Linked DNA regions of Homo sapiens: all the other regions are linked to region 4. A link is an interaction called in ENCODE POLR2A ChIA-PET data of the cell type or tissue named here. Cell type or tissue: MCF 10A. All regions are shown on one strand. Region 1 holds the start of TMEM94 (transmembrane protein 94). Region 2 overlaps GRB2 (growth factor receptor bound protein 2). Region 3 holds the start of MIF4GD (MIF4G domain containing). Region 4 holds the start of LOC124904060 (a long non-coding RNA gene). Region 5 holds the start of SLC25A19 (solute carrier family 25 member 19).

Region 1 (4,000 bases), 62 kb before region 4:
AGGCATTACTTTGACTCTTTTGAACCTTACTAGTGCCATTGCTTTAAATTTTTTTATTTATTTGTATTCTTTTAGTTATGCCTCAGGATCTAACTTTTTTTTTAAACTACCTCTTCAGAATACCAAGATCAGCTCTTCTTTTGCCAAAAGTACTATAAAGAGATACCACAGTGCCATTTCTTCTCTCTTCAATGGCTCTCAATCTTTTTCTGCCTCCACGCTGTTCCTGTATGCAACGCGTTCCTGTTAATAACATCTCTAATGACACTGTAATGGTTCCCAAAAACCAAGGAAGAGGCATACCTTCCTCTTACTCTGCCTCTCGCTGCCCTGAGAATCACTAAAATAATTTACGCCCCCAATACAGACAGAGACTACAATGAATATTAATACAAGAAGTCTGCCAGAGAACTACCTGCTGGCTTCTTAAAATTACTGAATGCAAACCAGGTATGAAGACCCTAGTCATTGCCAGGAAGCATAGGAGGATCCTACTTTTAATGCCCATCGCTTTTAATGCCCAGAGCCACCCTGCAAGAGCTCAGGGGAGTCAGGGAACTTGATCTCCTCAGGTCACACCTAGGAAACAACTAGGTCTAGCGGATAAAGAACTCAAGCCCCTGGACTTTCGGATTCTAGTTTGGCTCTAGGTGACCCTGGCCTTGCCTCTCCGAACAATCTCCACATCTGCAAAATGAAAATGTTAAAACTGCCCCCTCCCTGCTTCCATCTTCCAAGATTACCTGCGGAATAACAACTATGTCACTAAAGCTGAGCGTCTTGGATAAATCATGAGAAAAAGATCCTTCTCTCCAATGCATACACCCACATAGCAGAAGGAAAACAGATTCCATAACGAGCTCCCTCCTTTTTTCCCTCAAGAGCCACCGAAAAACTCAGGAGAGAGGGTGGGATGTAGCAGCACGTGACCAAGGCAACGCCAAAGTTTAGCCCGCGGTGACACACCAATGAAAGAGCGGGGCTTTGCTTGCATCTGGCGCTGGGCAGCGGGCAGGGGCCGCATCGTGGCATGCTAGGAACCAGGAGACCTGGGCTCCAGGGGTGTGCGGTACAGGAACGAGGGCATTCCACAGGAGTCACTTTATCCGATGGCATGGATGGTGAGCTTCCGAGGAGCCTGAAAACGCTTCTGGAAAGGCGGAAAGAAAAAAAAGCCCGCTCCAAACTGCAAGATCAGGGATGGCTGCCAGGAGCCCCTCGGCCGGCTCCATCCAGCTGGGGACGGCCGCGCGAGGACCCCGGGCGGCTGCGGAGAGCGCGCGCAGGCGGGACAACGGTCTTTATTTAGGTCGGGGATGAGGACTCCCAGGGGCCTCGAAATAAATACTCAGGGCGTCGGCGTTGGGAGCCCTCTGGGCCAGGGCCTAGGCACGACAGACCTGGGGCAGGGATTCTTTGTTGGCGAGAGGCTTTATTTCTGGCGAGAGACCCCACAATGGACCAATCCAGGGCTGAGAGCAAGAGTCTGAAGACTCGGGGGAAGGCAATGGTCAAGAGCTGGAGACTAGAGCCAGTCCCTGGACTCCCCCTCAGGAGGCATCCCCTTAAGCCGTTCTCTGGGTGCAGACCCCAGACTCCCCTTTCCTTGGCCAAGAATCCAAAGGACGCGCAAGGCCGAGCCCCACGCCCCCTTGCTCCCCACTTTCGGGCCACGGGCCTTCTCGTACTTACCGGGGCCCCGGGGCTGGTCTTCCTCGCCCGCGTCCTCTCCCCTCCCAACCCCCTCCTCACTTCACGTCCCCTCCTCCGGGGGCCGCAGCCATGTCCGTTACTGGCAACTCTAAGGGGGCTTGCCTCCCTTCCGGGCAACAGAGGCGCCGGCCAGAGAGCTAAAGTTCAGGCCACCGATTGGTCAGGATTTGAGAATAGGGGGAATTCTGGCTTCTTATTGGCTACGCGGCGTGCTAGGCTGTAGCTGCAACCGCCCCTCTGGGAGCCTGGCGGAATTAGGTGCCGAGTGATGCGGCCGGGAGAGTGAAGAGCCACTGTCCTTTCCTGTGCGTAAAGCTCAGGCAGTTTCTAGTCCAGAAACCCTGACCAGAGGGCATGGCTTTACCTCCGATTCGTTTTCCTACAGAATTATTCTAAAAAGATAGACGGCGCGCCCCACCTTTTTTCCCTTTCTTTTTAAAATAAGCCCTTTGCAGAGCTCCCCGCCTCTCTTAAGTTCTTCTAAGCTCCCTCCTTGTTGCCTTGAACAAATGCCTAGAGGCTGCCCGCTCCGAGAGGCCTTGGAGGGACTCCCTCAGGACGAATATTGCGTCCAAACCAAATCTAGAAAATCTAAGGCAATACTGCAATTCCCCCCTCCCGCTTCCAGCTCGGCTGAAATCTAAAGGGAAAAACAAGTTAAATTTTTTTTCTAGGTAATTAGATAAATCGCCTGGGAGACCTCTCTTGGGAAAACAAAGCAAGCCTGTGTCAGTATTTACTTCTCTTTTCCCAGAGATCTAAGTCTGGAAGGCTTGTTTAAAAAAAACAAAAACAAAAAAACAAACAAAAACTTGTTTATATAATTGGGAAAGAGCTGAGGTTGGCCTTGTGAAGTAAGAGCCCCTTCCCACATTCATGAGTTTAATTACGTAATTAAAATCCCTTTCTCAGCTGGACAAGAAGATGGCATTTTAGTACCTAATCTTGTATGACCCAGTTTAGCTGTTGCCTAAAACGCCATAAGAATCATGTCACTAACCTGCACACAAAAACTGATAGTTCACCTTTGCAAATAGGTCCAAATCTTTCTGCCTGATGTTCAAAGTCCTTCATAAATTGACTCAGACATACGTTTCCAGGTCTAAGTCCCCACAGGCTAAACTATTCCTGCAGCCACATAGATTAACCACCATTCTTTAAACGTGACAGAGACCTTTCCACCTCTGCTCCTTCGTCACATGGTTGGTTCCCTACGCTTTGCTTTAAAGGTTCTTTTTTTCTTTTTTTTTTTGAGACGGAGTTTCGCTCTTGTCGCCTAGGCTGGAGGGCAATGGCTTGATCTCGGCTCACTGCAACCTTCACCTCCCGGGTTCAAGTGATTCTCTTGCCACGGCCTCCGGAGTAGCTGGGATTACAGGTGCCTGCCACCATACCCAGCTAATTTTTGTATTTTTAGTAGAGACAGGGTTTGAACATGTTGGCCAGGCTGGTCTCAAACTCCTGAGCTCAGGTGATCCACCTGCCTCGGCCTGCCAAAGTGCTGTGATTACAGGCGTGAGCCACCGCACCCAGCCTGACGGTTCTTTCTTATCAGTAAAGCCAGCATGCAAATAAATACTTAATCAACCTAAAGGCCCACCTCAAATGCTACCTTTCTTGACTTTTATTTTTTCTTGTATGTATGTACATATTTATTTATTTTTAGAGCAGGGTATCACTCTGTCACCCAGTCTGGCAAGTGCAGTGGTGCCATCATAGCTCACTGCAGCCTCGAACACCTGGGCTCAAGCAATCCTCCCACCTCAGCCTCCTGAGTAGCTAGGACTACAGGTGCGAACCACCACACCCAGCTAATTTTTTTATTTTTTATAGAGATGGGGTCTTGCTATGTTGCCCAGGTTAGTCTCAAACTCCTGGCCTCAAGCAATCCTCCTGCCTCAGCCTCCCAAAATGCTGGGATCGCAAGTGTGAGCCACCACTCCCAGCCTCTCCCTGGGTTTTAGTCATTGACTCTCTCTATATATAATGCTGGGCCTCCTTCTCTGTGTCTGCATTGCCACCTTTGCAAAAGTCTGCTTTATACAGCATTGCTCTTTTTGTAAGACCTCAAACTCCCTGCGGGCAGCTGGCTTATCTTAGCAGTTTCCACAGCACCTTACTTGCTGCCTTGTATCCATTAACATTTGTTGAATTGAGCTAGCAGGCTACCTATATATTACATCTTTCCACTTGACCCCTTAAGATCTAGTTGGCTGCCTTTGGAAGATTAACAAATGTAGCACAGTCACTTCACTTTGAACCTCTCAGCCCCCTCTGGCCACACTGG
Region 2 (4,000 bases), 67 kb after region 4:
CACCTGCCACCACGCCTGGCTAATTTTTTGTATTTTTAGTAAAGACAGGGTTTCACCGTGTTAGCCAGGTTGGTCTCGATCTCCTGACTTTGTGACCCGCCCGCCTCGGCCTCCCAAAGTGCTGGGATTACAGGCGTGAGCCACCACACCCGGCCTATTTAATTTTTTTGAGATGGAGTTTCACTCTTGTTGCCCAGGCTGGAGTGCAATGGCACGATCTCGGCTCACCGCAACCTCTGCCTCCCGGAGATTCAAGCGATTCTCCTGCCTCAGCCTCCCGAGTAGCTGGGATTACAGGCATGCGCCACCGCGCCTTGCTAATTTTGTATTTTTAGTAGAGATGGAGTTTCTCCATGTTGGCCAGGCTGGTCTCGAACTCCTGACCTCAGATGATCCGCCCACCTCGGCCTCCCAAAGTGCTGCGATTACAGGCATTGAGCCACCGCACCCAGCCTCCTTTTTTATTTTATTTATTTATATATTTTTTTGAGACAGAGTCTCACTCTTTCGCCCAGGCTGGAGTGCGGTGGCACAGTCTCGGCTCACTACAACCTCTGCCTCCCAGGTTCAAGTGATTCTCCTGCCTCAGCCTCCCGAGTAGCTGGGATTACAGGTGCCCACCACTGTGCCCATCTAATTTTTGTATTTTTGGTAGAGAGTGGGTTTCACCACGTTGGCCAGGCTGGTCTCAAACTCCTGACCTCAAGTGATTCACCCCACCTCAGCCTCCCAAAGTGCTGCAATTACAGGCATGAGGTACCGGGCCCAGCCTGTCCTTTTATATTTAGAGAGCATTCTATTCTAGTGATATGTGATTTCTCTTGTGTGGCCTGATTTCCAGGCACTGCAGGCCCTAGCCTTGAGTTATTTGTAGAAGCAGGAGGATCTATTGTCCCAGCTCCTCAGCATCCTGGCAGTAGAGTATGCAAAATGAGAAAGACTCCAAGCAGGTAGATGTCAGACTATTCAGAGTTACTAAGAGTCCCTAGAGGCTGACACACACACACAAGGACAAAGTTACTAAGGGCAGCTTCTAAGTGTATCCTTCCTAGCAGATCACATCTTTCTGTTTGAATTTGAGTATAGTATATTATTTTAGGTACATCTTCCAATATGGTTGCTTATAAGTAAGATATGTAAATTAGCCGGGCGTGGTGGCTCGCGACTTTAATCCCAGCACTTTGGGAGGCTGAGGCGGGCAGATCTCGAGGTCGGGAGTTCAAGACCAGCCTGGCCAATATGGTGAAACCCCGTCTCTATTAAAAATACAAAAATTAGCTGGGCGTGGTGGTGGCCGCCTGTAATCCCAGCTACTAGGGAAGCTGAGGCAGGAGAATTGCTTGAACCCAGGAGGCGAAGGTTGCAGTGAGCCGAGATCGTGCCACTGCACTCCAGCCTTGATGACAGAGTGAGACTCTATCTAAAAAAAAAAGGGCCGGGCGTAGTGGCTCATGCCTGTAATCCCAGCACTTTGGGAGGCCAAGGCAGGCGGATCAACAAGGTCAGGAGATCGAGACCATCCTGGCTAACACGGTGAAACCCCATCTTTACTAAAAATACAAAATATTAGCCGGGCATGGTGGCGGGCGCCTATGTATAGTCCCAGCTGCTCAGCTACTTGGGAGGCTGAGGCAGGAGAATGGCGTGAACCCGGGAGGCAGAGCTTGCAGTGAGCGAGATCGTGCCACTGCACTCCAGCCTGGGTGACAGAGCTAGACTCCTCAAAAAAAAAAAAAAAGAAAAGATATGTAAGTTAGATTTACAACTTTAATGGACTATTTGGTCCATTAAAAGGACTTTTGATATTATAATTAGCATATTAAATGAATGCCAGTTTCCATGTTTATAGGTCTTTATTTGCTATAACTTTTGCTTTTAAAAATGATAACTAAAGACAATTTTGAGAAGAGAACATGGTTTTCACAGTTTCTTCTTCCTAATTATAGTTTTCATTTGAAATAGTGAGGCAGCTTGACTTGAAGCTCTTGTAGAAGTGTTCCTCTCCTCTTCCTCTTGATAAGCCACAGCCAGTTGCTTCACAGTTTTTCATGAATTTAGCCACTTTTTCTTCTGGCCAAGGTGAATCAGCAATTGGGAGCAGAAGAGTCTGCAACTTGCCTCAAAAATCTGAATTTTGCAGCTAGCTGCTGAGCATATGGTAAATTACAATATTCCTGGTGGCTTCTGAAAGCTGAACTCTGAGCAGTGGCCCCAGAGGCAGGCCTTGAGAGGAATGCTGACCTTAGTTACTGGTAGAGGCACCCTCATACTATCTGAACCTTTTGCCTTTGGGCTGTTAGCAAAAGTAACCCTGCCTCCAGCTCCTGGCCGTCCAGGTTTCCTCCCCACTTTCCCTTAGTCCCACTGTGGTGAAGCTGTGATCTTATCACATGGCTGCAGGAAGGGGCCAGTCTCTCCTTGGCAGTTCATCCCGTACACCAAGCCCAAAGGCCTGAGCTTTTCCCCAGGCGCCTTTGTCATGAGTCAGTAGGGAGTCCAGTGGGCTTTGGCCTGGGGGGCCCATTTTCAAATGTCTCCCTCTATAGAAAGAGTGACCCACGGTTAGTGCCTTGGTGAGTCGCTTTCTGGGAAATGGAGTAGGCTAAAGACCTTTGAAGGTCCATCTCTGGGGACCCAACCCAGTGTCGATCTTGGGCACTGTGAGGCTGGAGGATGAGGAGGGAGGCCCCTTCCTCTGGCAAGGAGTGTTGTGTTACTCACATTTTGAAGGCTGGATATCCCGTTTCTTTGTGGGGAAGCAGATGTTGACCAGCTTGCCTTCCTTCCTTAGGTGGTTTTTTGGCAAAATCCCCAGAGCCAAGGCAGAAGAAATGCTTAGCAAACAGCGGCACGATGGGGCCTTTCTTATCCGAGAGAGTGAGAGCGCTCCTGGGGACTTCTCCCTCTCTGTCAAGTAAGTATTTCCTGCTGCAGTTGCCTGGAATCCTGTCTCTGACTGATCCAAATTGTGAAGCCGTTGGTCAGGTGCCTGGCTACACACAAAATGGTGGAGGCTTAGCCTAAACAGTTTCTTCATTTCACATTAAAATCCTAATTTCTGGCTCCTCTCAAAATGAGTTCTAGAAGCACTGGATGTAGATTCCCATGTGGACACAGCCTTCAGGAGGTGAGCAGCAGCTCCCTGCAGCCAGCTGGAGCCTGCCAGTTTTCCCTAGTGCCCAGCACTCCTGAGCTTCTGCCCTCCAAGGGATTCCCGCAGCTCTCTCTAATGGGATAGTGGAGCGCCTGTCGGCTGCCTTGGCTTGCCTTGCTCAGGTCCACTGACTTAAATCAACCAGCCCCATCCTAGGCCCTCACAGTCACTTAAGAAGGCTGCTGCAGGGGATGTGGGGCTTGCATTTCCCCGGTGGAAAGTTCAGGTGTGAAAGGGAGCGGGTAAGCAGGGAATGGAGAAGACAGGAAGTTCTGCCGCCATGGAGAGTGTGGAGAATAGAAACCAGCACTTGAAGATTCTAAACAATTCACACCTCAGCTGTGAAGTCGGGATTTTGAATTAAATTGTTATTTCCATGTTTTTTACTTTCAGTTATTTTCTAGTTAATGTATTATCATAGGACCCTCCCCAGGAGTCCGGCAGATCACTTCATCAGTTATATATAAAGAAGTAATTAGATTCAACACTCAGATCACTACTTAGTTTAGATTACATTAAGATTGTTTTGTTTTTGAATGGGGGATAGAAAACCATTTTCCTTTTATTTTATTTACTTATTTTTGAGACAGAGTCTCGCTCTGTCCCCCAGGCTGGAGTCCAATGGCATGCCTCAGCTCACTGCAACCTCCACCTCCCAGGTTCAAGCAGTTCTCCCTGCCCCACCCTCCGAGTACCTGGGATTACAGGTGCCTGACACCACGCCCGGCTTATTTTTGTATTTTTAGTAGAGATGGGGTTTTGCCATATTGGCCAGGCTGGTCTTGAACTCCTGACCTCAGGTGATCCACCCACCTCGACCTCCCAAAGTGCTGGGATTACAGGCTG
Region 3 (4,000 bases), 120 kb after region 4:
CCTTGGAAAGAGGCACCCACTGGGAGCCGGCGCTGGCCCTGGCCCTGGCGTGTGGGTCCTGGGCTCCTCCTCGCACCATCCTTCCCTGCCTCTGGTCTGGGATTTTGGGGTCTGTCTGGGCCCTGAATGCTGGGGCTTCCTGGCTCTGGGCTGCTGGTTCCCAAGGTCCAGGCTGCGGCGGGGGCCACGAGGATGCAGCTGCCTGAATGCATTTTTTATGAAATTCCGTTAAAGTTTCTTCTCTTCATCTTTCCTGCCCATTGGTTTCTTTTGCTGCAGCTGAGCGTTCTCTTCCTCCTCCGTTTTCGGTGACCACTTTGGCGGTTCTTTTAAAAGGAGGCGAGAACGCGGGCAGCGCCGGCAGCGCTCCTCCCGGTCGCGCGGCAGGAGCGGCGGCAGTTCTTCCCCCACTTCTAGGTGCCCTCCTGTCACCCAGGGCAGACGCCGGGCGGTGGGGTCCGCGCCACTTCAGGGGCATTCGCAACAACCGACGGCCGCGAGTTGCCAATGGGGCCCCTTTCTCGGGGCTGCCCCTATGACCTGAAACTCGCTTCGCCCATGTCCTCCTTGGAGCGGGAGAGGGTTGTGGCTGGCCCCGGCCCTGCAGCCCCTGCCTTCTCTACCTGGGTTGGGGGAGCGGGGAAAGTGGTGCGACCAGGGCTGATGCTGTTCCTCCTGCCACCAGGTCCCCACCACGCGCTCTGCAGGCTCTTCCCACGCCGCGCAGCCCAGCGGTGTCTCCCGGCCCAGTGCACCTGAGCTCCGGGGAGGGCTGGGTGCGGGGCCACGCGCAAGATCGAGGTGCCGGCGGGTCCGGCGTGGGCCCGGACACGGCCCAGGCGCACCGGGTGAAGGGGTGACGAGCCAAGCGAGTTCCGCTTGCGGCTGGGTGGCAGCGTCGCAGGGTCCCACGCAGGCGGCGCGGCTTCCGGGGCGGCCTGGAGGCCAGGGCAGTGCCCCGGGGGCCCGGCAGGTGGCGCGGGCGAGCCGACCCTTCCCCGGCGCCGCGCGAGGAGATGAGCTCACGGCGGGCCCCGCAGCGCCGGACGCTGGTTGCGCGCTCCCAGGCGCCGAGCGGCCCCGGGCACGCGCGCGCGCCACCGGCCCGGCAGGTGGGTCCCGGCTCCCACGCCGCCTCTCCCGCCCGCGGGACCCTGGGCCGTGGGCTCCGCAGCCCGCCCTGTGCCTCCGGGAGGGGCGTTCCGGGCGCGGGGGGAACGGCCGAGGGCTGGAGACCCTAAAGGCGCCTCCTACGGCCAGAGGGGAGCCTCCGGCGGGAGCCACCTCTCCGGGGCGCATCATCCTGCCCCCCAGTAAGAGGAAGGCTCCAGAATGGAGCTCAGGAATTAGGAGTCTCGAGTGCGTAGGGCCGGGTTACTGCCACTCGGGAGCCGATCCGACCAGCCTGTCCCAGGGAGAAGCTGGCACGGGTCTGGGGAGTTCAGGCTGCTCCCGGCAGGGGCGGCGGACAGGGCGCCTGCGTCCCCACCCACGCAGGCCGGCCCCATCCGGGGGATGCAGCGGCGGGTGTTGAGACCGAAGGACTCGGCGAAAGCCAGAAAGAGAGGGTTGGGGAGAGGGGCTCGGAGACCTGCTGGGGACAGAGTCGCACCGCTTGGAGTTCCCAGCCTGGCCCTCACCCGGCATCTTCCTGGGCCAGCAACGTCAGGCCGGTTTATTTAAGCAACTGTAACGTCCGCCCGCACACACCCTGCCCCAGTCTACTCCTGCCTCCTGCTGGGACTGGAGGGTGGGCGCTTTCCTGCTTCAGCTTCTCGCTCTTGTGTAATCCCACAAGCGAGGGATTTCTAAACTGAGCAGCAGGTGCCTGGCTGATGCCCAGTCCCCACCAGAAGCCAAGCCTGGTGGGCCTTCAGCCAACCACCGCACGCCACGGACCGCCCAGGAGTCCCTGTCCCGAGCGCGCCGTCAGCCCCGTCCAGGGCCTGCAGGACGGAACCCGCCCTGCGCTCCACACCTGAGGCCGCTCCCTTCGCCTCTTCTCCTCAGGTGCTGTCCTTATTCCCAGCCCAGTCAAGAGCTACCGGGGCTGGCTAGTCATGGGGGAGCCCAGTAGAGAGGAGTATAAAATCCAGTCCTTTGATGCAGAGACCCAGCAGCTGCTGAAGACAGCACTCAAAGGTGAGCACGGGACCCCTCCTGAGCTGGGGTCAGGAGCTACAGAGAAGGGCCCCTGTGGGCAGCACCAGAGGCTGAGCCTGGTGAATGCCTCCACCCCTCCCCTCATTCTCTGACGATAGGAGTCGGCAACGTAATTCTTGAACTGGAAGACAAGCTACATTGAGGCCATTATTTTGGAGTATGAATCACAGTCACCTCTCAGACTGTAAAGACTGTTTTAAAAGTTTAACCATAGGGCTAGGCGCAGTGGCTCATGTCTGTAGTTCCAGCACTTTGGAAAGCCAAGGTGGGCAGATTGCTTGAGTCCAGGAGTTCAAGACCAGTCCCGGAAACATGGTGTAAACCCCATCTCTACAAAAAAAAAAAAAAAAAGAAAGAAAAGAAAAATTAGCCGGGCATAGTGGCAGGCACCTGTGGTCCCAGCTACTTAAGATGCTGAGGTGGGAGGATTGATTGAGCCTGGGAGGGTGAGGGTGCCATGAGCCATGATCCTGCCACTGCACTCCAGCCTGGCTACAGAGCGAGACCCTGTCTCAAAAAAAAAAAAAAAAAAAAAAAAAAAAAAGTTTAACCATAAAAAAAAGAACACGGCTCCTGCCCTTGAAGCGCTTACATTTGAATTGCTGGTTTCTGTGCTGCCATAGCCCCGTCTCTTGAATGCACAGTTGCCTGCTTTGAGACAGAAGATGGAGAATATTCCGTTTGCCAGAGGAGCTATAGTAATTGCTCTCGCCTGATGCCTTCCCGCTGTAACACGCAGTACAGAGGTTTGTCTTCAACTAATAATTAGCAACACCCATCATGTGTCAAGCCGAGCCTGTTGGGAGGCCCTATGTGGCCCTCTCTTGTTGGGGGTTTGCATGTGTGTAGTATAAGAACACTTTTTCTTGTGAAATTGCTGTTGGAGGCATGTCCTGGTCAGTATTCCTTCCTCAACCTAGTGCCAGGAAAAGATGTGTTTCCTGAGAAACTACATTCTTACTTTGATTGGTCCCTACTAGCCACATAACCCTCCCCATTTTCTCTGACTGGGCAACCAGAAGACAAGACAGCTAAAGCTGTTTGTATGGTTACTGTCCTCTGTACGGTTTCTTTTCCCTTTTTTTTTTTTGAGACAGTTTCGCTCTTCTTGCCCAAGCTGGAGTGCAATGGCACGATCTTGGCTCACTGCAACCTCCGCCTCCCAGGTTCAAGCAATTTTCCTGCCTCAGCCTCCCAAGTAGCTGGGGTTACAGGGGCCCGCCACCGTGCCCAGCTTATTTTTTGTATTTTTGTAGAGACGGGGTTTCATCATGTTGGCCAGGCTGGTCTTGACCTCCTGATCCTGACCTCAGGTGATCCACCCGCCTCAGCCTCTCAAAGTGCTGGGATTACAGGCATGAGCCACCACACCAGGCCCTCTGTATGATTTCTTTTATTTTTTTCTTTTTTTTTTTTTTTTTGAGACGGAGTCTTGCTTTGTCGCCCAGGCTGGAGTGCAATAGCATGATCTCGGCTCACTGCAACCTCCGCCTCCCAGGTCCAAGCGATTCTCCTGCCCTAGCCTCCCAAGTAGCTTGGATGACATGAGATGACGCACGAGCCACCACACCTGGCTAATTTTTGTATTTTTGGTAGAGATGGGGTTTCACCATGTTAGCCAGGCTGGTCTCAAACTCCTGACCCCAGGTGATCCAACCACCTCGGTCTCCCAAAGCGTTGGGATTACAGGCATGAGCCACTGCGCCCGGCCATGATTTCTTATAAGTACCATGCGCTAACCAATTGCACCACTGGAGCCACTGTCCTCTGTATGATTTCTGATCTCTTTCACTTCAAGCATATGAGTGCTCTACTGTAAATATCTCAAATTCTTAGA
Region 4 (4,000 bases):
AAGACCAGCCTGGCCAACATGGTGAAATCCCGTCTCTACTAAAAATATAAAAAGTAGCCAGGCTTGTTGGCACATGCCTGTAGTCCCAGCTACAGGCCGAGGTAGGAGGATCGCTTGAACCTGGGAGGTGGAGGTTGCAATGAGCCGAGATCATGCCACTGCACTCTAGCCTGGGCAATCTTAGAGAACTCTATCTCAAAAAAGAAAAAAAAAAAAACACAAAAAGTATGATTGGTTTTAGTGCATTATTTAAATTATCAGTGAGTAGTATTTCATAACATACTACTGATTAAACCAGAATATGTGATATTACTGGTATAGGTCGGGGGAAACTAAATCTTCACCTTTCAGGCAATAGATAATGGCTGGAATAAACTGAGAAAGCAGTAAAAGCACATTCTTTAGAAATACTCTATCCATTTTGTGCATTGACCACAAGATTTAAAAAAAGAAAAATAAGTAAATACAAAGAGAAAGCAAAAAACAAAATCGAGAGTGATCGCCTGTGGGTGTTGGTAGGGAGCTGCTCTTTTTCATAAGCCTTTTAATACTCTGACTTTTAAAATTATGTACACGGATTAGTTTGATCAAAGTAACTACAGAGAGTGTAAGTGAAGGGCATTTAAGGATACACAAGTATAAATATTCGCAGATCAACCTCTGTATTTTTTAATATTTGCTGGGACTCTTTCTTTACTTTCCCTGTTACAGCCAGCGCCACATGGAATATCTTAGGTATGGCCTGAAGGAATAAACATTGGTTTGGTTTATTAGTTACCTGCAGCAGAATGTTTGGCTTTCAGAATTTGACTGAAGGACTCATTGTCAGACGATTTATTTTCTTTTTGATAATACTTATCTTGGTCTAATCTTAATATTCCCCACTGCTTTACTACTTGGTCCATTTGCAGCTATGCTTGATTAGTGCCCCAATTGTCAACTTTAGAACAAAGGAATAATAATCACTTGTGCCCCTCAAATGAGCTGCTGGGTTGTAATTATCCAAGAAAGGTGTCACTATAAATAATCTGTCCCAGTTCTGTTGTTTTCTGCTTTTGTTTAGCAAGTATGAAAACAGTGACCGAGCTAACCAGAACGGGGCTTTATTTTTATTTAGTTATCCACAGATCTAGGTTGTGTCCTATATTCATGGCTGGAGACGCTTCACTACACCGTTCATTGTACTACTGCCAGTTCCTCATCGTCTGATACAGTATCTCAGGGTTCTCACAGAATCTTTTACCTGCAAAATGCAGTTTGCATCAGTTTTATACTCTGCTTGCTCTAAGAAGCTGTGCACAGGGTGACTGTGAGAGAGACTTCTCTTTGACCTTCTGCGGGCACCATCTCCCTGCACTTTCTTTCCCAAACAAGATACTTGGCAGCTCAGATTCTGAAAAAGGGATTCCTTTCAAGTGTAGATTAGGACTTCAGCTCTGCTCCTTAGGTTAGTTAGAAATAATGTGGAGCTATTTCTGGAGTGCTGAGCCTTGGTCATTTATTTCATTCCTGGTGGGGACCCCAGAGTCTTGGGGATCTGCCGGGGAAAGGGAGCCTTATGCAAGAGCGTCATCCCCACCATTTCCACTGGTACACAGCTTGGAGCTGTGATCTTTCTCTGGTTACCTGAGCTTGCCGATCACAACATGGAAGTGCAGGGGGAAAGCCGCCGGTGCTTGTAGCAGTAAATGGATTGAAAAAGCAGTTCCTACATTTACTTTCTCCTGCTCTCCTGGGAGCAGATCATGGTTTAGTTTCGAGAAGAGTGCAGCAGCTCGAGACCAAAGAGTTTTGCTTTGCTTGCTCTTGACTGTGCAGTAGGGAAGCCAGCATTCTCAGAAGACCAGAAAGGATGGCGGTGGGGAAGGGAGGGAGACAGGCCTGTTTAACCGAGAAGAGACAGGTGCCATCCCCAGGGTGAGGCCTTCCTTTCAGTGGACCGTATTTGGTGCTGGAGAAGAGCCTGTGAGGAGTAAAGGAGGAAAGGCGGAGACTGAGTGGGACTCCAGCCGGTTCCTGCACGCAGTGCACACCCAGCGGGAAGGAAGAGGAAGTGTGTTCAGGAATAGCTCAGGCAGCTGTGCCATTGGCCGGCAGGCCTGTCAGTCGCCTGGGGGCCGAGGCTGAAAAGAGGAAGAAGTCGGCGGGGGGGGGCTGTTGCCTGGAAGGGAGGGAGGAGGGCTGAGCCAGGCCGAGCCAGGGGGCGTGGGGGCTGGGACAGCAGGCCGATTGGCAGGGCGGGGTTGCCTTCAATCCTGGCCACTGCTCTTAATCGTCCCTCTCCTGCTTCAGGGTGGCATTGTGTGTCCCAGAGTGCCGGAGCGAGTCCCAGAAGAGAGGCGAGGCTAAGCCCAGAGCGCTGGGTTGCTTCAGCAGGGAAGACTCCCTTCCCCCTGCTTCAGGCTGCTGAGCACTGAGCAGCGCTCAGAATGGAAGCCATCGCCAAATATGACTTCAAAGCTACTGCAGACGACGAGCTGAGCTTCAAAAGGGGGGACATCCTCAAGGTAAGTGCTGATGCCGAGCACAATGCTGAGATCGCTCTCCCTGTGCTCACCCACCTTCTTTCGCCCTGATTACACACAAAGAAGCTGTGTTTTTCATTGTACACTTTTAACATTTACCATCATATTTGTTCTGGAGAGCTTTAGATGCTGAGTAGAATATTAAATATGACTTAAGTGAGTTGGTGTGATGTGTGGTGTTTAACTGCCTTTGTGTGAATGCCTCATTTGTCTGTTGATACTGGTAATATTTCAAGTAAAGTCAAAGTAATGTGATTGTAGAAAGGAAGTATATGAGTAGATTGATTTGCCCTGTAGAGTTTTATTTTAAAAATAGCATTTTTTAAAAAGACCCAGACCTGAAGTATTTATGTAAAAGCATTCAGTTAGTCTTACTTTGTATAGCCAAAGGATTTTGCGTTCTGGAATATGATTTTGGTAGGTTAGAAATTAATTTTCCCAGTTTAGAGAGGTTGTTAGAAGTACATACCAAAACTCATTAAAGAACTTCAGTGTATTTTTATTCTTTGTGAAAAAACAAATGGAGTTCTAAATAATAAGGTGCAACCTGCTATTGTACAAGTCAGATTTCGACTTTCTTAAAAGAAACTTGAGGAGCAATTACCCCATATTAAACTCTAATTGCACGAAAAGAAACCTGCTGACAGTTTAAAAATCAGCTTCTATACCATGTGCAGCTTATTTTGAGCCCCACTATTTATGTGAGGATTCGCTCTCCCCCAGCACATGTTAATTATGTTGTTTACCCAATTGACTGTAGCAGTTTGCTCTTTTGGATGTGTAATTTATTTTAACGAGGATGAGTGTTATCAAAGAGTATGTTAACTTTAAAGGAGGAAAGGCTGAAGCTTCATGTTTGAGTGTTCCCTGTGTCTCAAGTTTTGACATTTTTCCTTCTGAGCCTTAGACTGATTGTTGGAATTTGCTACCTCATTTGTTTACTACCCCTGAATGAAATTCTTAGAATTTTATGAAGAGAAAGCAAGTGGAGATGTAGAAATATGGTTCTTTATAAAAGGACGTGCAGTCTTTTTACTTTTAAGTTATGTGGACTTATTGATAGTCTTTATTTTGCCCTCATTGCCCAAGGCGTAGAGTTCTACTCTGAAGTTAACTGCCCAGTAATTTCTTAATGTTAGAAATGTAGGTTGAGCCTCATAGAAGATGATGCTGCAGAGCCCTTTAAAGAGAAGAAAACTTTGTGTCTGTGTGTTCATTTCAAAGCTGTGTTTGTGACACCACACTTTTCGAGGGTATTCTCAAAGTCAACACTAAATTGTCAGAAAGCAGACGGAACCATTTTCTAGAAACTAGGTTTCTATTTTCTTGAACTAGAGAAAATATGCCCAGCTAGAGATCAGGGCAAAGTTAACTTAGACTACAAAATTCCTCAGTTTTCATTGGTGTATGGGAGAGGTAATTTGATGTTTCTGTAGGTGATTACTGTTTTCTGTAGATAACCCACTTGTGATGGT
Region 5 (4,000 bases), 100 kb after region 4:
AAATGAAAGGAAATGAAAGAAAACAAATTTCAAGTAAAAAAAAAGTAAAGTGGAGAAAAACAATAGATTTTTAAAAGGACTTCCAGTTGCAATGTTCAGTTCAGATCTCAACTCTTTTTCTTTTCTTTGAGACGGAGTCTCACTCTGTTGCCCAGGCTGGAGTGCAGTGGCACGATCTCGGCTCACTGTAACCTCTCCCTCCCAGGTTCAAGTGATCCTCCTGCCTCAGCCTCCCAAGTAGCTGGAATTACAAGCGCCTACCACCATGCCTGGCTAATTTTTGTATTTTTAGTAGAGACGCGGTTTCACATGTTGGTCAGGCTGGTCTTGAACTCCTGACCTCAAGCAATCCACCCACCTCAGCCTCCCAGTGCTGGGATTACAGGTGTGAGCCACTGCACCCAACCAAGATCTCAATTCAGACAAACATTTTTGTTTGTTTTCTGAGCTCTGTCACTTAGAAAAGCAAACTTGTGGCTGGGTATGGTGGCTGACGCTTGTAATCCCAGCACTTTGGGAGGCCGAGGCGGGCAGATCACGAGGTCAGGAGATCGAGACCACGGTGAAACCCCATCTCTACTAAAAATACAAAAAATTAGCCGGGCGTGGTGGCGGGCGCCTGTAGTCCCAGCTACTTGGAGAGGCTGAGGCAGGAGAATGGCGTGAACCCGGGAGGCGGAGCTTGCAGTGAGCCAAGATCGCGCCACTGCACTCCAGCCTGGGGGACAGAGCTAGACTCCGTCTCAAAAAAAAAAGAAAGAAAAGCAAACAACTTGTTTTAAGAAGGACATTTCAGCCAGGCACGGTGGCTCACACCTGTAATCCCAGAACCTTGGGAGGCCGAGCTGGGTGGATCACTTGAGGTCAGGAGTTCAAAACTAGCCTGGCCAACATGGTGAAACCCCGTTTCTACTAAAACTACAAAAATTAGCTGGGTATGGTGGTGCAGGCCTGTAGTCCCAGCTACTCAGGAGGCTGAAGCAGGAGAATCACCTGAACCCGGGAGGTGGAGGTTGCACCGAGCCGAGATCGTGCCACTGCATTCCAGCCTGGGTGACAGAGTGAGACTCTTGTCTCAAAAAAAAAAAAAAAGTTTGAGACCAGACTGACCAACATGGCAAAACCCCATCTCTACTAAAGATACAAAAAATTAGCTGGGCATAGTGGTGCACGCGTGTAATCCCAGCTACTCGGGAGGCTGAGGCAGGAGAATCGTGTGAACCCCAGAGGCAAAGGTTGCAGTGAGCTGAAATAGCACCATTGCACTCCAGCCTGGGCGACAAGAGCAAAACTGTCTCAAAAAAAAAAAAAAAAAAAAAAAAAAAAAAAAAAAAAAAAAAAGAAGAACATTTCTTTCTTTCAGAAAAGTGTAAACACTAATTCATATTTGATATTAAAAGTTTTTTTGGGGGGTCGGAGTGACAGTTTTGTGTGTGTGTGAAGCATAATGTATACGTATTAAAAAGGGAATGCTTGTCCTTTAAAGACACATACTGAAATATTTACTGGTGAAAACACGTGATGGTATTTACTTCAGAATAACGCTGGGCAGCGCGTGCGAGGTAGGTGCAGAAATAGAGGAAACAAGATTGCCCCATGAGTCGCGTAACTGCTGAGGTCGGAGAGCGACTCTACGCGGCTTCATCGGGTTATTCCACTTCTGTGTATCTTGAAATTTTCTACAATAAAAATGTCTTAAAATTGTGCGTCAAAATGATAACACGAATATAAAAATGCAATTAAAAAGTCAGGAGGCAATACTGTCGCGCAAAACCGTGACGCTAGTTGTGTGCGGGCGGTAGGATGAGTCATTTCCTCCTTCCTTTCTATATTTTCTGTCTATATACTTTTAATATTACTTTTATAATGAGAAATACTAAAACTCGGGGTGAGAGGGGGGGACACTCGTGTTTTTGCCTTCCCCGTCCCCGAGGGGACTGTTCTCATCTATTCTCTTCCCGACGTCCTCCAGCTTTTTGCTAGGCTTCCTGCCATCTTTACCAAGTTGAGATTATCCGGGTTCTGGCATTAACAGAGTTTGAGGAAAGCGGGTCAAGTCTACCGCGCCCTAACCTTGGACCCCGCCTGCAGGCTGACTTTCGAGTCACACGCCAGAGCACGGCGACCCCTAAGGTCGCAGCCCGGCTTCGCAAGGCACCTCCTTCTAACGCGTCGGTCGAACTCGCGCGCCCGCGAGCAGCCGGACTACATCTCCCAGGAAGCTGTGCGCCGTCCAGCTGTCCTGCCCTTGGTCGCGAAGGACTACATTACCCGGTGATATCTTGCGGGAGGCGGTTGCCAGACCTCAAGCGCACAACCATTGGTCCAGCGTCTGGCGGGGAGCTGCACGGTGATTGGCCCAGGAGCCCGCCAGTTTCGTCCGAGCTCAGTAGAGTTTTGCTGTTAAGACTGCGCGAGGAGCTAGAGAGAGCGGAGAGCGCTGAGCCGGGCCGCACCCGCCGAGCCGTGTGAGTAACCTCTACCTCCGTCCTTCTCGCCGCCCTCTCGGGGACCAGCACCCTCGCTCCTCAGGGTGGTCGGGAGGGAGCACACGCACCCGGGCGCTCACGAGAGGGCGGGGACTGTGTACACACGTGTCACACCAGACCAGAGAAGCATCTCCAGGGACACCGGCGGCCGAGCCCCGCGCACGCCCTTGAGCACCTGAGCTCCAGGGCGTCCCCTCGGACTCAAGGAGAAAAAACACACCCCGAGGCACACGTGGACACCTAGGTACCCACACGGGGACCTCTGCAGATTTGCTCAGCTGAGCCCTTGGGCACATGGGCACCCGAACACCAGGAAGAGCCTGGTATGCTCCGGTCTCCTGACAGCGATCCAGGACACCTGCCACTCGGGCTTGCTCCTCCTTTCTGCCCAGATGGGCGGGAAACACGCTGCTCAGTGTGACCTGAGCGGTCCCTGGGTAACCCCTGGAGAGGTTTTGCCTCTCAGTCGCTTGCCGCGTGTTTAAACTTCCTCATGGGCGCCTGGGGAGGAGTTCCAGGGTGGGTGAGAGGAGAAAAGGAATTGATGTCTGGGGTGGAGGCTGCCATCCTGTAGGTAGTATCTCCCCTCCTCCCCCACCCCCACCCCCACTACTACAAGTATTCAAGAACTAGGGTAATTCTGAAGGCTAGTTTTAGGGATTTTTTTTTTTTTTTTTTGCCATAACAAATTCAAACAGTATAGAATTATCGACAGGTCTACCTTCCTTTTTCCCTTCTCAGCCCTTCTCCCTGTGATCAGTTACCAACTACCTGTTGATGTGTGTGGTTACAGACTTCTTTCTATGCTTTGTACAACTCTACAGACCGTATGTAGGTATTACTGTTTTTGTTTTTTGTTTTTACAAAAAAGGAAAAAAGTACATCTCCTGGAAGGGATGCTTTTTAGCTGAGCTCTGGTGGATGAGAGGAGCTAGCCTTGAAAAAGTGAGTAGGGGCTGAGAGTGGGGCTGTATTTCAGACGTAGGGAACTGGAGGAGTAGAGGCAAGGCAATTGATAGGAGTGCTCCCCGAGTTTTCCAGGAACTGGGCAGAAGCAGTCAGACCACTCTGGTTAAATGAGGGAAGGGGAAGAGTGGTCCAGAGTGAGGCTGAAGAGGTCAGTAGGTCTGAGTCAGGGGAGCCCAGGAGCGTCATTTTCTTTTTTGTTTTGTTTTGTTTTTTTGTTTTTGAGACGGAGTCTCACTCTGTAGCCCAGGCTGGAGTGCAATGGCGTGATTTCAGCTCACTGCAACCTCTGCCTCCCAGGCTCACGTGATTCTCCCTCCTCAGCCTCCCAAGTAACTGGGATTACAGGCGCCCACCACGACACCCAGATAATTTTTGTATTTTTATTAGAGACAGGGTTTCACCATGTTGGCCAGACTGGTCTTGAACTCCTGACCTCAGGCGATCCACCCGCCTCGGCCTCCCAAAGTGCTGGGATTACAGGCGTGAGCCACGGTGCCTGGCCAGGAGCATCATTTGCTAGCGTAGCATGGCCCCACTGTGCC

Evidence for each region. Peaks named below come from ENCODE experiments on the same cell type or tissue, not always from the same donor. Only the 100,000 strongest peaks of a DNase experiment are listed, where the experiment ranks them.
Region 1: POLR2A ChIA-PET joins it to region 4 with 14 read pairs; 17 of 35 experiments call an interaction of 5 or more read pairs at or near these places.
Region 2: POLR2A ChIA-PET joins it to region 4 with 11 read pairs; 32 of 35 experiments call an interaction of 5 or more read pairs at or near these places.
Region 3: POLR2A ChIA-PET joins it to region 4 with 23 read pairs; 32 of 35 experiments call an interaction of 5 or more read pairs at or near these places.
Region 5: POLR2A ChIA-PET joins it to region 4 with 42 read pairs; 31 of 35 experiments call an interaction of 5 or more read pairs at or near these places.

What each region holds. Positions count from the first base shown.
Region 1 is chr17:75,454,444-75,458,443 of GRCh38, reverse strand. It overlaps TMEM94 (transmembrane protein 94), which reads right to left and starts at 1,809. Exons shown (of 32, transcript NM_014738.6): 1 at 1,693-1,809. RefSeq lists a silencer at 1,753-1,912 and an enhancer at 2,063-2,112. In MCF 10A, no CTCF peak of the experiment used is centred here; a DNase peak (open chromatin) is centred at 1,893.
Region 2 is chr17:75,324,812-75,328,811 of GRCh38, reverse strand. It overlaps GRB2 (growth factor receptor bound protein 2), which reads left to right. Exons shown (of 6, transcript NM_002086.5): 4 at 2,792-2,914. Among named protein-coding and RNA genes, the nearest start is that of SLC25A19, 37 kb to the right of the region's middle. RefSeq lists an enhancer at 1,433-1,933. In MCF 10A, no CTCF peak of the experiment used is centred here; no DNase peak of the experiment used is centred here.
Region 3 is chr17:75,268,256-75,272,255 of GRCh38, reverse strand. MIF4GD (MIF4G domain containing) reads left to right here and starts at 1,025. Exons shown (of 6, transcript NM_001370592.1): 1 at 1,025-1,112; 2 at 2,011-2,142. The coding sequence starts at 2,061. MIF4GD-DT (MIF4GD divergent transcript) reads right to left here and starts at 957. Exons shown (of 1, transcript NR_036520.1): 1 at 1-957. RefSeq lists an enhancer at 1-110 and silencers at 619-1,278, 1,389-1,458. In MCF 10A, CTCF peaks have their summits at 709, 916 and 1,741 (motif pointing left); DNase peaks (open chromatin) are centred at 1,005, 1,465 and 1,715.
Region 4 is chr17:75,392,058-75,396,057 of GRCh38, reverse strand. GRB2 (growth factor receptor bound protein 2) reads left to right here. Exons shown (of 6, transcript NM_002086.5): 2 at 2,293-2,507. The coding sequence starts at 2,430. It overlaps LOC124904060 (a long non-coding RNA gene), which reads right to left and starts at 1,995. Exons shown (of 2, transcript XR_007065909.1): 1 at 1,627-1,995; 2 at 646-1,243. RefSeq lists enhancers at 1,124-2,032, 1,975-2,074. In MCF 10A, no CTCF peak of the experiment used is centred here; a DNase peak (open chromatin) is centred at 2,087.
Region 5 is chr17:75,287,822-75,291,821 of GRCh38, reverse strand. It overlaps SLC25A19 (solute carrier family 25 member 19), which reads left to right and starts at 2,389. Exons shown (of 8, transcript NM_001126121.2): 1 at 2,389-2,468; 2 at 3,231-3,320. RefSeq lists enhancers at 1,881-1,930, 1,971-2,020, 2,111-2,310, 2,743-3,244. In MCF 10A, no CTCF peak of the experiment used is centred here; a DNase peak (open chromatin) is centred at 2,251.